Regions from separate parts of the Homo sapiens genome. Here region 2 is linked to region 1. A link is a contact called in ENCODE Hi-C data. All regions are on one chromosome and are shown on one strand. The core of a region is the stretch at or near the end of the contact, and the rest is flanking DNA. Distances in the headings are between cores, read along the strand shown.

Region 1 (4,860 bases), core at 2,149-4,648:
AGATGTGTATGATTATCATCAATGATTAAGAAAAAGAAATCTTTGCCATAAATAGGAGGTCATAATCAATATAAATACAGAAACCAAAGCAAAATAGTAGTATAAAAATCTATTTAACTGCTATTTCCTGCCTGCAAAAGGCTCTGAACTTGTAGCCTGGCCTTTTGTTTTTGTGAAGGGAGATCAGCAAGTGTCTAAAAAGTGTTAAAGGACTATTTAGTACCAATTTAGACTTTTTCCTTGATGTAAATATGTTTGAAAGACAATTGTAAAGGCAATGCATATTGCTTTTTATTTATTTTTTTATTATACTTTAAGTTCTAGGGTACATGTGCGCAATGTGCAGGTTTGTTACATATGTATACATGTGCTATGTTGGTTTGTTGCACCCATTAAGTTGTCATTTACATTAGGTATATCTCCTAATGCTATCCCTCCCCCAGGCCCCCCACCCCATGACAGGCCCCGGTGTGTGATGTTCCTCACCCTGCGTCCAAGTGTTCTCATTGTTCAATTCCCACCTATGACTGAGAACATGTGGTGTTTGGTTTTCTGTCCTTGTGATAATTTGCTCAGAATGATGGTATAAATCATGCTACTATAAAGGGACCTGCACACGTATGTTTATTGTGGCACTATTCACAATAGCAAAGACTTGGAACCAACCCAAATGTCCATCAATGATAGACTGGATTAAGAAAATGTGGCACATATACACCATGGAATACTATGCAGCCATAAAAAAGCATGAGTTCATGTCCTTTGTAGGGACGTGGATGAAGCTGCCAATGTGTATTACTTAAAATTGTCTGGGTAAATTTTTGTGAGAATGGAAATATTGATTTAGGAGAAACTACATATTTTTTCCCTAAGACAGCAGTTTTCCTCACCCAGTCAGGGGCTCTGGAACTTTGCTGGAACTACTGAAGTGATGGGAGAGCTTGGGAGCAAAAAAATGGGGGGGCCTTCAATTGGAATCCAGTCATGTAGTGGACCCTACTGCCTCCCAACCAATGTGATCCATAGTGTAGTATATCACAAACTCCCCAGCATTTTCTCTTTATTTTGAGATAGAAAACATGCAATTAAAGGGGAAAACAGACACTTCTCATTTGGGTGCTCCAACCACAGTACATTTCTTGACACATATAAGATGGTTGTCTTTGTGGACACTGAAAAAAATTGCTGATTGACTTTGAAAGGAGGTTAGTCAATATCTGGTACTGCAATGTGTGGCACTGAGAAAGTTAGAGACTGTATTAATTTCCTGTGGGTTCTATAAAAAATTGCCACAAATTTATTGGCTTAATATAACAGATATTTGTTTTCTCACAGCCCTGGAGTCCAATGTGGATACCCAGATTTCACTGGGCCAAAATCTAGGTATCCACTGGGCTGTGCTCCCTTCAGAGGCTCTAGGGGAGAATCCACTCCTTGACTCTTTCAGCTTTTGGTGGTTGTCAGCATCCCTTGGCTTGTGGCTGCATTACTCTAGTCTCTGCCTCTATGGTCATTGTAACCTCCCATATTGTGTGTGTATTCTCCTTCTGCCTCTGTCATGGTTAGTTGGGACTAAGTTGACACAGCTATAACAAATTTAAGCCACACACTAGATGACTTAAACAACAGTTATCTATGATAGTGTTGAGAAGTCTAAGATCAAGGTGCTAGCCGACCTGGTATCTGGTAAGAGCTCTCTTCCTTGTATGGAGATGGCTGTCCTCTCAATATATCCTCACGTGGCTTACAGAAAAATAATCTCTCTTGTGTTTCTTCTTCTGAGGACACTAATTCTGTTGGTGAGGGCTCCACACCATGATGTAATTACCTTCCAAAGGCCCCACCTCCTAATACCATCACCTTGGGGATTAGGATTTCAATATATACATTCAGAGGATCACAAAATTCAGTCCTTAACATTCTGTCTTGTAAGAATATTTGCGATTAGACTTAGGATCTACCAAATAACTCAGGATAATCTCATCTCGAAGTCCCTAACTTAATCATATTTTTAAGAACACTTTTAGCAAATACATTAACCTTTTCAGGTTCCAGGGATTAGGATGTGGATGTATTTTGAAGGGTTCATTCTTCAGCCTGCCACAGGCAGGGAGAGTTATCTTGTTAGAAAAGGGAGGTAAGGTTTGTAAAACTCCCTCTATGAACCAGACACTGCGTTGCATATTTTGTCTGTTAGCTTATTCACTCCTGGCAACAATTTCATGAGATATTGTCCACATTTCACAGATAAGAAAACTGTAACAGAGAGCTTAAAAACTTGTCCAAGATAACAGAACTAGCAAGTGGCAGATGCTTTAACAATCACAGTTTTTCAGCAGCCAAGTCACATTATATCGCCACCTCACTGATCTTATGTTACCAGGTGAACATACTCTGCTTTCCAGAGTGTATTGGATCTGGATGGGATCTGCTCAAGCTCCTTGTTTTCTGCTGAAGTCACCTTTAATATAAACTTGCCATGACAGGCCAGAGTGAAGGCACGCTTCTAGACAATGTCCTGTAGCCCTGACTGTACTGAATTCATGAGTGAATTTAGACATGTAAACTTTTTTAAATAAAATGCAAAGAAGCCGTAGTGACTACAGCACATCACATATCCTTATTTCATATCCAAACCGCTTCAGAGTTAATCAAGTGTTCAGTCGTTTTGTTGAATTAATCAACCACAATGATAAGCTGTTTATCTTGCCTATAGGAGGCAGAAACATTCAAACTGTTCACCTTCATGCACACTTTCTGTGTGTCTCTGTAAATTATTTTTAGTAGGTGCTGTAATTGCTGCTAAGATGGAGCTTCCTAAGGCTCTTAAACATGAACCTGTCCAACAGCTTTGCTTTGACAGAAGTTTTGCAAGGGTAATGAAACATTCAGGCAGGAACAAACTTGCCTAAGACACTTCATTCAAGGTCTAGTCTTGGGGAAATATTAACAATGACCTTCATGTGTCCCCCTTCAATCCAATTGAAATTAGAAAGCACATTACGATGAAATCTTTTTAGCACCATCTGGTTAAATGGGGTTTTCTAATTGTCTGTGTCATGGGCTAAGCCTAAAAAGGAAGAGTGGCAAGAAACTAATTCCCTACAGACAAAAGATGTGTTGATGCTATTTAAAACGCCTGTCAGGGCCTGGTTTCTGAATCCCAAACATAATGCTGCTTTACACGTAGAGTGGAGTAGAAGTAACCAAGAGATGCAGGGGGCTTTCTGTTGACACAAAACATGAATAAACAGATCTCAGGCAGGCTTTTCTAAGAGCATTCAGTATTTTGCCCCAAATGTAAACCTTTAACAGCTACATGTTTATTTTTGCAGAGGTGAGTCTAAAACACAAGCAGATTTTGGCGATCATTTGCATAGGAAGAAACAGACTTCACACTTGTGAGTCAGAGGTGTTTGCTTTGGAGGGTTGCATTTTCGCTTTCTATGCTGGGTGAAGTGAGGGTGTTGTCTTTCTGTGTCCCCTTCCTCCTATCTCCCAAACATCACCTACAGGCTTTCCCATGAGAATTCAACAGCTGTTCCTTTCCAATTCCTAAAGGTTTATGCTGTAGCTCTCCATTTATCTTGGACGTTCCCCCTGGGTTGAGCTTATTAACTTATTGCTTTGCCACTGCAGAATTTATTGCATAAAAGGGCTGGCTGCTGGCTGTGAGCTACGAGTAGTAAGTCCAGAGTTTAAGCCCTTATGAATTAGGGTACCAGATGCATAAGTAAGATAAACCTGTTCTCCTTCTAGCCCTTGGGATGAGATTTCTCCCTTCTGAACTCACCCTCCACAGAGTTAACAATTTAGATTAAATTAGTTCAGAACACAAGAAAGTAATTTTCATTTGTAAAGGGATTAGTTATTTTTCTTCTTCTTAGGCAAGAACAGCAATCTAAATACAAAGATATATTAAAATGGGATTTCATTTTTTTAAATGGCTTTCACTAATACAAATAATAACGTGAAAAGAAAGCTATTTGGGTAATGTTGAATAGCATCTGGCCATGGCATTTTAATAACTGTAGGTAATAAATTTAAGGTTTTAATTACCTATGCTAGTATTTTAATTGCTTTACTGAAGTATACCAATGTGGACTAATGATGCTTGTCAGGACCCTTCCTCCAGGAGGCTCACAGAGGTATTGATCTATCTGGTCCTAGGGTAATGTCCTAGGGCCACACAGAAGGGAACCAGAAAGGAAATAGTTTTTGGCTTAGAATAATTTATATTTCAAATGCATCTTAATCTGTAACAAATTTGGTTGAATGCTTTATACTGGGGAAACTCTTATTCCTGCTATAAAATTTAATCAAATGCATTTCATGGTAAATGAACTACTCAGGTTTAATGAATTTTTCTTTAAATGTGGAGTTAATATTCTATTTTCAAATTACTTTTGTCCAGTGAGTGTTTAAGTGAGTGATTACTCAAAAATTCTATGGAGTTGTTCGTAGACACTAGGAAAATGGAGATAAAATGTGAGTTCCTCATTTCCATTTGCTTAAAAAGTACAACTATTAAAAATAATCACTATGGAGATTCTAAAATGTTGGGACAATTCACACTTTTCTGTAGATCTGGTGACTTTTGAAGGAAATCGTGCGGTCTCTGCTTGCCACCTGCTCCTTTGGTCATAGATTAATAACATCTGACCAAGCATGAAGGCATGCTGGGGCCATCTGCCATTACACATAGCAGGATGTGTTTCAGCTTTCCCAAGTAGAATCCTGATTAACTACATGATGCCACTCTTAGTCGATGGTTATCCTATTGAGCTGCATGACCCAGTTATTTTGATAACAGGAATTTAGTACTCATCTTGGTCAAACCAGAACTACTTAATCTTTTTG
Region 2 (5,134 bases), core at 1,767-4,266, 170 kb after region 1:
TTTTATGTCAAATGTGAAGATTTGGCTCTCTGCTTACCTGTTGTTGGTGTATAGGAATGCTAGCAATTTTTGCACATTAATTTTATATACTGAGCCTTTGCTGAAATTGCTTAAGCTTAAGAAGCTTTTGGGCTGAGGTGATGGGGTTTACTAGATATAGTATTATGTCACCTGCAAACAAAGATAATTTTACTTCCTCTTTCCTATTTGAATACCCTTGATTTTTTTCTCTTGCCTGATTGCCCTGGCCAGAACTTCCAACACTTTGTTGAACAGAAGTGATGGGAGAGTACATCCTTGTCTTCTGCCAGTTTTCAAGGGGAATGCTTCCAGCATTTGACCATTCAGTGTGATATTGATTTTGCCATTTTTATAGTTTTGTTCGCATATTGCATCTTTATTATTATCTCTGCTAACTACAGCTTAAAAATGCAGTACATCATATTTTGCAAATGGTGTGTCATTATTTCTCTTCTATTTTATTTATGATAGTTCTTTGAATGAATTTATTTTATCATGTTTTTCACATGTTCCTATGACAATTCAAATAATGTAGAGATCTCTGTTCCCATCCATACACTTCCATGCCACCAACTCAAAATATAACCAATATTAACAATTTGTTGCATAGTCTTCTATATTTTATATTTTTATATGAGTATTTACACAGATGTAGGTATTTTTCTTTTTAAAAATAAAATGTAATCATGTAATCATAAAAATAATTTATGCTTATTTTGAAAAACATACTAAGAAATAATCACTGTTAAAATTTTCTGTATTTTATTTTTTATCCTTAACCTTTTATGTTCTAGAAATGCTGAACAATAGAACAATAAGATACATGATATTGCATTTTTAAAATGGAATATCGTGAAATATTAAAAAGTCATGCAGATATTTCCTTTTTAATTATTTAAAACACAATTTTAGATAGTTATTTCATATATATACAAATACATGCATTTTTAACCAATTTCCTATCATCAGACATCTTATTCATCCTAGAATAACATTAAGTAACAAATGTGATAGAAGCATTTGTATTTTATTATTGCTTTTAATGAGAAGACCTCTAGTGCTTTATTATTGGTATACTATTAACTAGTGGGTTTAGATGTTCTTTATCATGCTCCATAATTACTTTCTATTTCCACTTTGCTAAGTTCTTGATGTCCAGTTTGTTAAAATAAAAGATTTATTTGAGAATTTTAAAATGTTATTTCTATTTGTGCTGAACTGATCAATTGCTTTATTTTAAAAAATGATTTGTTGTCTCTAATAGATTTTCTACTTGTAAACTTATTTGTATTTGAAAGTCTTACCAAGTTCAAATTCTTCTGCCACAACACATCATCTGAAGAATTTAGATTCCCATTAGATTATATTAAAAGTTAAAAATTTAACTGTTGGCATGAAATAGTGATTCAGCTATTAGACTTTGTATTTACCATGAACTGGAAAAGCCTACTGTGCTTCATTTGGAATAACCCCTCTCTGAACTGCAGTCAGAAAGTGCCACCAGGCAAAAACCTCATTCTTTTTTCTTCTCTCAGGAATAACATTCCTACCTTGTATGTTTTCTAATATCTGTAGGATTATTTGGTATAATTTTGTCTAAATTTTTAGTTGGTTTTGGTGGGAAGCAAGCTGATTTGAATTACTACCTTGTGGCCAGAGTGGAAATCTAACAGATATATTCCTTAAGTAAAATGTAGACAAACTTTATCACAATACTGTTCATTTCATTCATGTTTAGTGGATAGCTATTGTATTTGGGCACTTGTTAGGAGTTCTTGGTGCAGGTTCTATTATATTGTATACAAAATGAAAACATTCTCATAGTTCTAGATTATTCATTTTACTATTTTTATCAGAAAAGATCTTAAAAGAAAGATTACAGCTAATTTTTACATAAAGAAAAAACTCAGCATCAATTAAATATTAATATAAGTTGAAATAATCTGTTGTATACTCATCAATATTTAATCAAGATTAACCCAACTAATAGGTAGAGCTTAGGTAGTTATATAAGGGTGCATTTTTCAGCTCACTTATGCTAATGATGTCTTTGGGTTGGTGTTATTATTAATATTTAATCTTTTTTACATTAAAATGGAGACATTTATTGATTTGTTTTTAAGATAGTAAGCAGCATTAAAGAAAGTACAGCTTAAAATAGTTAAAATGACCCAAAAATTTTAATGACAATTTTACATTTATGGCTAAATGAAAATGAATAGTTTTTAATAATTAATTCACTTAAAAATGTTTGCTTAATAATTCATCAAAATTAAACAGATACAAGGCTAACTGGGATCTGGGAACCTTGTAAAATAAAGTAATGCCCCTTTATCCTTCTCGAAAAAGTTGTGATCCTAATAAAACAGTGGTTTTGTTCTTCCCACACAGGCCACCTTTCCATTCTGTCACTTCTCAGTGACAATGTGTCAATTCTCAGTATTACTGGTTTGTGTGAATTCAAATTTTGGTTCCACTAAAAATATTTTCAATAGACAGTCAGAGAAATATGACCTATTTACCTTCTACTTAGAGAGGGGAAATATGACCTATTTACCCTCTACTTAGAGAGGGTAAATATGACCTATTTATCATCTACTCAGAATCAGTATCGTAACATATTTTGGTGAGGTCAAATGTTCTCACATAATTATAAATATTAAAAGGTAAAATTTTTAATATTTCAACTTTAAGAGACATTACATTAAAGCCCTTCTATGGATAAGAATAACCAATCACACACAAAAAAAATCAAACACAAATAATTTATGCTTCAAAGACAATTCTTTTAGAGTACATTCTTTTTCCCTACATTAGAAGTTATAGATGATAGAGTCTTCTCTGAGAACCTGTACAGGGCCAATCATAAGAAAAACAGTTTTCTTAGGCTGGCATCTTTCCTGCAGTAAGACCACTTGTTTGTGATGAGAACAAATGTGGTTGACAAAAGTGACAGGTCCTGACTAATAACTAAAGCAAGGAAGTTTCATTTTAACTGACAACTCAGAATATTTATACTGCAGTTTCTTGTGAGATTTAATCATGAACTGACAAAAATTTAGCCTCTGCCAGTGTAACCTAAGGAATCTGACATTTGAAAGAATCTAACTGATAAGTTCAATATCTCACTATTTAAAATGATCCCCTATCTTAATTCAGATCCTGTGAATGTCAGTCTTTAGACCCCCTTGTCTTATTTTCCCCAACCAACTGCTTTCGTTAAATTTTGCTTTAACCTTATGCTTGCTGTTTTTATAAAGGGTGGTCTGAATGGAATTTTTGTGTTTTCTAATCACATAATTGAAGCGATGTGTTCTGATGTGCCTTCTGCGTGTTTTCATGTCATAAATTCCTGCTTGAGTTTAGTTCCAGGAAGTAACAAAGACTGTAGAGACAAATCTGTGTACTTTTGTTTGTTAGATAATGAAAAGAATGTGGTTCAACATGTTATTCTTTGTGTTCTAACTGGCAGAAAATTTGGGGCTCAGTTCAGTGTCCAACCAAACTGTCACCCATTGCAAGAAAAGAGTAATATCTACTTGCCTTTGGCCCATTTGTATGATTAAAACTATGTTGTATTCCTAATTGGTCTGCCACTGCAGTCTTCATTTTTGACATCATCTCATTTTTTTTTTTCTTAAATCAAGCTATCCATTTGTAAGCTACTAATTTCTTTCAGTCATTTTCCCCATAAACTTTTTGTAAAGCATCAGTGATTTCACCATTCTTCCACCCAAGATTCACTATAAATTTGGTGATTTCTCTTACTTCAACTTTAGTAAAATTCATAATGTTCTGATAAGAGCTTTTTTCAAATTGATGTCTTATTCTTGTTAGTACTCCAAACTAGATCCTGTTATAATATGGTAATATTAGCTGGGTGCGGTGGTTCACACCAGTAATCCCAGCACTTTGTAGGACCAAGGTGGGTGGATCACTTGAGCCCAGGAGTCCGAGACCAGCCTGGGTAACATTGCTAAACCCCATGTCTATAAAAAAATACAAAAATAAGCCAGGCCTGGTAGTGCATGTATGTAGTCCTAGCTACTTGGGAGGCCGAGGTGGGAGGATCACCTGAACCTGGATAGTTTAGGCTGCAGTGAGCCGTGATCATGCCACTGTACTGCAGCCCGGATGACAGTGAGAGAGACTTAGTCTCAAAGAAATGAAAATAGAAAAATAAAAACATGTTAATACAAGTTTATTTTGGTGCAAAAATATTTTGATGCAAACAATTTTGAAGTCCATGTATAGTTTTTTCATAATATACATTTTTCATGAACTTTTTGAAGACTCCTTGTGTATGTGTATGTGTATGTGTTTGTGTATGTGTGTGTGTGTGTGTATTTGATTCCAAATATTGGCTACCATAAATGCTGCAAGGAATCTGGAAGTGCAGATACCCTTTATATACTCACTTTATTTTCAGTGGAAATATACTCAGAAATGAGATTGTTAGGTCTTATGATAGTTTCATTTTTAATTTTTTCAAAAACATTCACACTGTTTTCCATAATGGTTATTCTAATTTACATTCTCACCAGCAATATATGCAATATATAAGGGCTTTCTTTTCTCCATCTCCTTGCCAAACTTGTTACTTTTTGTCATATTGATAGTTGCTATTTTAACAGGTGTGAAATGAAAATTCATTGTGGTTTTAAATTGTATTTCCCTAATTACTAATGATCTTGGGCATTTTTTCATATACCTGTTGGCTCTTTGTCTTTTGAGAAATTTGTCTTTAGATTCTTTGCCCATTTTTAAATCAGATTATTTGTTTTCTTATCATTGAGTTGTTTGCATTATTTGTATATTTTGGATATTAACTCCTTATCAGATGTTTGACTTGCAAATATTTTCTCTTACTCTGTAGGTTGTCTCTTCATTCTGTTTATTATTTCCTTTGCTGTGCAGAATTGTTTTTGTTTGAAGCAATCCCATTTTTTAAGTTTTATTTTTGTTGCCAATGTGTTTGGAGACATACCCCCAAAAATCATTACCCAGAACAATGTCAAGAATCTTTTCCCCTGTTTTCTTCTAGTAGTTTTACAGTTACAGGACTTACATATAGCTATCCAGTCATCTCAGCATCAGTTAAGTTTTTAACACA

The links. A loop is a pair of places that touch in the nucleus more often than their neighbours do. Pooled maps may share reads with other maps.
Region 2: a loop to region 1 is called in a map with no recorded cell type, with 7 times the contacts of the local background. The contact joins two enhancer-like sites. A Hi-C loop is called at or near these places in 1 of 168 maps with a recorded cell type or tissue (breast epithelium), 9 of 37 single-sample maps with no recorded cell type and 3 of 50 pooled maps.

What each region holds. Positions count from the first base shown.
Region 1 is chr3:144,125,038-144,129,897 of GRCh38, forward strand. No RefSeq gene overlaps it. Among named protein-coding and RNA genes, the nearest start is that of DIPK2A, 160 kb to the left of the region's middle. RefSeq lists enhancers at 3,480-3,539, 3,620-3,719. Within about 2 kb of position 3,399, at least 3 of the 41 ENCODE cell types and tissues checked have a DNase peak (open chromatin) inside an H3K27ac peak, as active enhancers do.
Region 2 is chr3:144,292,380-144,297,513 of GRCh38, forward strand. The region is part of intron 2 of LOC105374140 (a long non-coding RNA gene); the gene reads left to right. Among named protein-coding and RNA genes, the nearest start is that of DIPK2A, 320 kb to the left of the region's middle. Within about 2 kb of position 3,017, at least 2 of the 41 ENCODE cell types and tissues checked have a DNase peak (open chromatin) inside an H3K27ac peak, as active enhancers do.